Linked DNA regions of Homo sapiens: region 1 is linked to region 2. A link is a contact called in ENCODE Hi-C data. All regions are on one chromosome and are shown on one strand. Each heading gives the region's core, a stretch centred on a gene start or an enhancer-like site at or near the end of the contact. The rest is flanking DNA. Distances are from core to core; before and after follow the strand shown. Region 1 holds the start of LINC00368 (long intergenic non-protein coding RNA 368). Region 2 has its middle 49 kb from the start of LINC00368.

What was found. A loop is a pair of places that touch in the nucleus more often than their neighbours do. Pooled maps may share reads with other maps.
Region 1: a pooled map shows a loop between it and region 2 (2.1-fold over the local background). The contact joins the promoter of LINC00368 here to the enhancer-like site in region 2. A Hi-C loop is called at or near these places in 1 of 50 pooled maps.

What each region holds. Positions count from the first base shown.
Region 1 is chr13:111,094,349-111,097,901 of GRCh38, forward strand. LINC00368 (long intergenic non-protein coding RNA 368) reads left to right here and starts at 1,490. Exons shown (of 3, transcript NR_120415.1): 1 at 1,490-1,546; 2 at 2,322-2,514.
Region 2 is chr13:111,045,244-111,048,984 of GRCh38, forward strand. No RefSeq gene overlaps it. Among named protein-coding and RNA genes, the nearest start is that of LINC00368, 49 kb to the right of the region's middle. RefSeq lists enhancers at 1,619-1,913, 1,697-1,866, 1,887-1,946. Within about 2 kb of position 1,804, at least 6 of the 41 ENCODE cell types and tissues checked have a DNase peak (open chromatin) inside an H3K27ac peak, as active enhancers do.

The DNA of each region.
Region 1 (3,553 bases), core at 240-2,739, 49 kb after region 2:
TCAATTAGCACAGTCGTGACTGGATAGACTGTTTGCTGATCAATTAGTGCAGTTGTGACTGGATAGACTGTTAGCTGATCATTTAGACCAGTCGTGATTGCAAAGACTGCTAGCTGATCAATTAGCACAGTTGTGACCGGACAGACTGTTAGCTGATCAACTGGAGCAGTCGTGACTGGATAGACTGTTAGCTGATCAATTGGAACAGTCCTGATTGCATAGACTGCTAGCTGATCAATTAGGGCAGTCATGACCGGATAGACTGTTAGCTGATCAATTAGTGTAGTTGTGATTGCGTAGACTGCTAGCTGATCAACTAGCACAATCGTGACTGCATAGACTGTTAGCACTCTGCACAGCTCCTGGTCCTCACGCCATCTCTGTGAGCAATTCTACTCCTTTCTCTCCTTTTCTCTTCCTTGCCTAATACTTTTTCTGGCAAACTGATTACCCTGTTCCATATAACACTGACTCCTCGTTTCACTAAACACCGTCCTCAGCTCTTTGTATCTAACCCAGCCCTTGCCTGGCTTCCGTGCGCTGTCCCCTCCTCAATGCCCATGCTGGCTGGGGTCCCCTGGGAAGCGGCATGGTTGTCTGCCAGGTAGGATTGCACCTGAGGGACCGGTTGTTCAATAGAACCCACTGGAGGCCACAGGTGAAGGGGGCTCTGAGCTTCCATGGGGTGACCCGCAGGAGGCCACTGCCTACAGGGCTGGCAGGAGGGAAACGTGACCATCAGAACTGAGAACGGGGGCAGGCCCTGTGGACCTGGAGCCCAGGCTCGACAGGGAGGGACTGCCAGGCTGCTGGAGCCCAGGGGGTGCTGGCCAGTCCACGGGGACAGCCTGGGAGAGGAGGCTGCCGGTTGCTGGTGGGGCCTCCGGAGGCTGCGGAGGGCTGGTGTAGGGGAGTGGGGGAGGAAACTGAAAAGGGGACAGACAGCTCTGCCAGAGTAGGGTGGCAGGGCAGCAAGCCTGGACGAGGAGCGCAGCTTCAGCCCCTCTGGGTGCCACTCTTGGCAGCACTTACAGGGGTGGGGTGGGATTGGCTAGGGTGCAGGGGAACAGAGCTGCGAGGCTCCAGCGCAGTGTGATGCGGCAAAGCACAGGAGGGCGTGTTGGGAGCTGAGAGAGAACAGCACCAGAACAGGTATGACCTGCCTTTTAGGACATTTTGTAATTCAGATCAGTGTTCGTGTTTGAAGAGAGTCACCGTCCTGCCATGGGAAACACTTGCATCGTCTTCCAACCTTGACAGGATTACGCGCGCTCCTGGACCGCATCCAAATAGAACTCTCCCTTATGCCCAGGGCTCGATGTGGCGACCGGCTGTGGGGGTCACGGACCCCTGCTTTTCTGGGGTGTGGCTGTAGTTGTAGTATAAACGGTCGTGCTTATTTTCTATACACTGACCTCACGCTCTTCACGTTCCTGCTGACCTCACAATGGTCTGTGAAGGTTCTACCCTGTTTACCACGCCCTTTCCCAGTGATACGAATATTTCCAGGCTCCTACATGAAGTAATTACACTGCTATGAACACATGTATGTATGCTGCCTTTTCTTCATTTAATGTGTTTCCTTATCCTAATACTTTACTTCTAAGCCACCTTTAGCCTTACATTTGAATTAGCTGGCACCCCACACTCACATTTTATTAGAACCTCCAGTGCTCGCATATTGCCATGAGCCTAGTCTCTTTTTCTTTCTGTCCTTTCTGTGTTTCGTTCTTAACCCCTTTGACCGATGACTTCTTTATTGGGCTGGTTGTTCCACTCCTTATTTTCTTAACTCCTCTGTGAACCCTTCGTTTCGTTTTACTGCCTTCATCTCTAACCAGTTTCCTGAGCTAAGGGAACCCCCTCCACCAGAAGTTGTTTGGTGGGGATGAGGCTTTCTCACCCCGGGCTAATTAGCTCACACTATCTAGGCAGACTCTTAATGAAATGTAGGACCAGGACAAGCTCAAAAATCCCTGTTTCTTAAAGGTCTTCTGTATATTCAATAAGACGCGGCTTCTAAAATTGGGTTCCAATTAATCAAACTCATAATTTAATTGATGTGCCTTTTTTTCCGGGAATAAATAAAAATAAAAACAAAAACAGCAACCAGGGCAATTAAAAATGCTTCCCTCTGGAAGTAAAATTTACATTCAAATGGCCAAAGCCATATAAAGCAAAAAATGTTCATGTAAGATTGATTTACTACCCAGGTACAAAATATGGCAGGGAACTAATTATGCATCAAATATTTATTTGTTGGTATCTGCTTCTGTTCTGCTTCAAAAAGTACTTCTCCAGTATAATTTTTTTTTTTTTAGTTTTGCACAGAATATAGGTAAAGCATGAACGGGCATTTTAACAGAAGAATCACAGTACCGCTCACTTCTAAGGCAGTATTTGTTTCAGGCTTTGCGACCAATCAGCAGTTTTCACACCCAGTCCTGGATTCGGTCTCTGCTATTTTACACCCAGGCAAGGGCACTGAGGACAGCACTTGCAAGCCTCTCTTAGGTAAATTCACCTGGAGAAGAAAACAGCTTTTATTTGTAAAACATTTGGCTTTCCAACAAGCCTTGTCTATCATGGCATCCTGATGATGCATACAAACAAGAGCTCACTGGACTGGCTTAATCTTCCAGTGCCTGCTGCTTTCTCCTGAGTAGGTTTTCTGGGCCGTGGAATCCTTCAGGCTCGTGTGTCCTCCACTGGCATTTGCTCCTGAGCGAGCACACGCTTAATGTGAAGCCCATGGCTACACCCCAGGGCATCCAAGTGCCCTCTGAAATGTTCTGTGTTGGAGGAGAGTTTCCTTAGCTTCCACCAGATTCTCAAGAGGCTTTTTAGCCCCAAGACCATTAAGAAAGAGTGTTATCCTGTTTTGGACCTTCTTGTTCGTGCTCTTTCTGGAAACAAAATGGTGCGAGAGCCTTTCCTACTTAGCCCTGGGGAAGTTCTGGTACCTGCCGGGTAATTATAACTTCCACAAAAAATATGCTTCATTCCTAGTTTTGAGGCTCATTTAGCAAACTAGTGAAGGAGTTTTACTCAACGCAAGTGTGATTGAGGGGTGAGGAACTAGGAAGGGGAGGGAGAATATAGGACAATAACTTGAAGAGAAGATGATAGGGTTGTGGAGAGATTGTTAAAGGTTAGGATTGGAGACAAGGAAGGTGGAGAGAGTAGGGGTGCGGAAGGCGAGGTGGGGAGATCCAGGGAATATTTCTTAGCAGAAGAGGTGAAGGGACCCATCCAAAGGATGGAGAAGACAGAAAAGGGATGGGAAAGTTAGCAGAATACCATCCAGAGGACAGGAGCAAGAGTTCTGGTGTGATAAACATACTCACCAAATTTGGGTTGTATTTTGGAAAGAAGGAAATGAGGAATTGGAGTGTGGGGTCTGGGGAGGGCAGAAATGCTGGGGGCAGCTGTGCTGTGAAACAGGAGAGGGGCTGCCACTTGCTCCAAGCCTCTTGAGCCTTCTTTCCCCCTACTTTGGCCATAAAATAATGGAACAATTGTTTTAACCACCACAAACCCCTGATGGTGAAGG
Region 2 (3,741 bases), core at 554-3,053:
GTTACACTCCCGGGGTGCCCCAGCACTCCCTGCATCTACATCTGCAGCCAGGCCAACCCCAGTAGGGCCTGCGAGGAGGGGCCATGCCAAAGGGACCATGTGACTCTTCCCATCTGCACGACGGGAGTGGGGAATCTTCATGGGGGTGGACAGTGAGGGCATGGGGTGATGGTGGGTGATGCTGAGCCAGGCTGAACCCATGGGTGTGTGTTCACTATGTGGGGATTGCAGAATCCGTGTTCTAGTTTAAGGCAGAAAGGGCTCTGGGGCTTGCTGGCTAAAACATGGGCCTAGGGGTGCCCCGTCCTAAATGAAGTCAGTGTGTAACCTGTCTTGGGATGCTGTGGAAGAAACTGCAGCTCACAGCAGTGAGGGGAGAGGATGCTGTGAAAGAAGCTGCAGCTCACAGCAGCAAGGGGAGAGTGGACCAGCAGAGAGGATTGCCATGCAAGACTTGCTTATCCTGGGAGAGTCTGGAAACCCTACCTGACTGTGATAGCAAACCTGGGAGGGGATCTACACCCTTGCAGAGCTCTTCTCTGCAGCCCAGACCTCACAGTCAGAGCCACAGCCACCGCCGGAAAGCTAAGGGCAGCGAGAACCATCAGAACATGGTTTCAAGGTGGGGTGGTGCCCACAGGCACAGCAGAGGCCAAGCAGCAGCCAGGGGAGGATGGCTCCCAGGGCCCCGTGGCCTTGGCTGGTGATGGTGGTGTTCCTAGAAGGGAAACGGAGGGAAGCCTACTCAATTCCTTCTTGATCTACATAAACAGAGAAGTTCTAGGCCAAGTGAATGAAAGCCTACTCTGAATCATAAAAGCAGAGTGTTGCTGCCCCTAAAACAATTCCCAAACAGACTTGAGCCAGCTGACAGATCCAGAGCCCTCAAAGAAGAAGCCCAAGGAAGGACCCCACTCTCTTCCCAGAGTTTGTATTGTTACTCTTTCTCCCAGACCCCCCAAAAGGGACAGCCTTTCACCCACGTCACTGTGCACGGGAAAGGAAATAATCAGAACTTTCCAGGGCTATTGGACTCTGGTTCTTAACTGACTCTGATTCCAGAAGGACCAAAATGTCTGTGGCCCCCAATCAGAGTAGGGGCTTATGGAGGTCAGGTGGTCACTGAAGCCTTAGCTCCAGTCTGTCTCCCAGCGGGCCCAGTAGATCCCCATCTTGTGGCTCCTTCCCCAGGTCTGGGGAGCATAAGTGAAACAGACACACTCAGCAGCCAACAGAACCCCCTCCTACCCCTGGCTGTTCCCAGCATAACGTAGTACACAAACTATGCTCTCAGAAGCACTGTGGAATAGAAGAGCCATCTAAAGAGTAATGATATTATTGAACACGGTGCGAGCACCAGGGGTCCGCTCACTGGGTTTGTGTTTGCAGCTGGTGGTGTGGTTCTGACTACCGGCCATGGCTCTGGCCCATCCTGCTGTCCTGCTCTTGCTCAACGGGACCACGTGCAACAGGGGCACCTCCTGGGCCTCTGCAGACTTGGTTCTGGTGGGACAGCTGTCCCATCATAAGCTGCAGCTGTCGCAGCTGCTCTCACTCCCACATCCCTGGCACATGACCCTTCCATTCATGTTTTAGGATTCTTCACTAAGACCCCAAACAGCCCCCGGTTAACTTAGGTCACCTTGGAACACTTGGTGCACTTTCTTCCTCAAGTATGTGTTGAGAGAAGATTCAGAGACATGACTTCATTGGTGCTTCCGTTTTCTCTATTTACTGGGTCTCTTTGTTTTGATGTGGGGGTGTCACCCCATATTTTTAGAACGAAGTCCACATGACAATGACTCACCCCTTTTAAGCTCCCCTTGTGGCAGCACAGGGCTCAGCCATCTTTTACTTCATCTCACTGCCTTAAGAGTAAGCAGAAATTTGAAACTGAAAGATGTTGATTATAACAGTTTATTTGCTATTTCCTTCTTGCTCCATAAAATGGAAACCACTGCATTGAATCTCTTTACTTGTCCAGTCACCTGTATTTATGCAACTGCATTTCATATCAAATATGAAATAAATGATCCAAGATGCCCCTAGATGATTCTACAGTCAAATTCAGAAATTATCTTGCTAACTCTTGCATTAAAATAAACTGAAGACCAGGAAGTAGTGAATTGCCTCAGATTACATAAAATATGACATAATATTATTAATTTTTAAGACACTTAATTTACACGAGAAATAAGAAAAGAAAAGTGAGAACTGAAAAGGGAAGTGCAAGGCACAATGGGAGTAAAACATGGGCTGGTGAGGGCACAGCCAGGCCACCTCGCCCACCCTCTAGTCCACAGCCCCGCAGGCTGGGCCACCTCGCCCACTGTCTTGTCCACAGCTCTGGCTCTGCACTCAGCATGCAGTAGGTCCTCAATCAGGACTCGTTAAATGATCACTAAGTAAACAGACAACAGAACACAAGCCCAGTCACCACTTTGGTTGCTTTTGTTCATGAATTGACTGTACATGAAATAGAAAATAATATCTATTATCTATGTACAGGAAAATACCAATTCATTGTCAAAATCTGGTTGTAAACATAGAAATGAGGTAAGAAAATGCAAAGTATGGCATGATGAATCTAAGCTCTGTGTCTATATCTTCTCTACTTTGTTATTTAAAATATGAGTTTCACCATTTTGGGAGGCTGAGGTGGGCAGATCACCTGAGGTTGGGAGTTCAAGACCAGCCTGACCAACATGGAGAAACCCCGTCTCTACTAAAAATACAAAAAAATTAGCCGGGCGTGGTGGCAAGCACCTGTAATCCCAGCTATTCAGGAGGCCGAGGCAGGAGAATCGCTTGAACCTGGGAAGCAGAGGTTGCAGTGAGCCGAGATCGCGCCATTGCACCCCAGCCTGGGCAACAAGAGCAAAATTCCATCTCAAAAAAAAAAAAGTTTCTGAAAAGTCTTCAGCTTTCCCTCTTTCTTAGGAATAGGATTTGTGTTTCACAATATGTACAGTTAGGGAGACCCAGGTAAACATGCTGATGCTGGAACAAGAACGAGCCTCAGAAAAGTGGAGTCCTGTGGTTCTCTGTCTTCATCAGAAAAAGAGGACAGTGTATTTATTTTTTAAATCAATAAGTTCCTAATAAAATTGAGAGGACTGAGGGTCTTTTTCTTTCCCTTTAGATAAAATTAATTTTAAGGTTCTTTCTAGAATGGCAAAGTCATTGTAGGGGAACAGACTGGCTCCCACGTGAGTCAGGGAGGACAGTAGACAAGGGACCAGGCAGTGCCCTGGGGCAGGTCGGGATGCAGAGAGTCACTCCCTGAAAACCTGGAAAGAGGATCTAGGGCAGAGCTCCTGTGGGCTACCTCTGGTACCGTGGGCTAGCTCTGGCCCCGTGGGCTAGCTCTGGCACCTTGCTACCTCAGCTTGCTCCACGCACACACTCTCAAACAGCAGAAGGCACAGCTAGCCAGGTGGGAGAGATGGCGTGTTTGTGGAAGGCGTCCACATGAAGAGTGGTAGTGATAAGTCGACATGCAGCAATGTCCAGTCCATAAAAAGGATATGCATGTCCATCAGTGAGCACATCCTTGTCAAAACATTTTCAGCAGAAGTAGAAATGATGTAGGTGTAGGGACATACTCCACAATATCAGCTCCTAGAAGCATCATGGAGAAATTTCATTAAATACCACCTACAGAAATATGATGGAAAACAGCTATGGGTCTTTGTAAGCAAATTGACCAGCCCCATGTAAACTTAAGCCTAAGTATTCCAG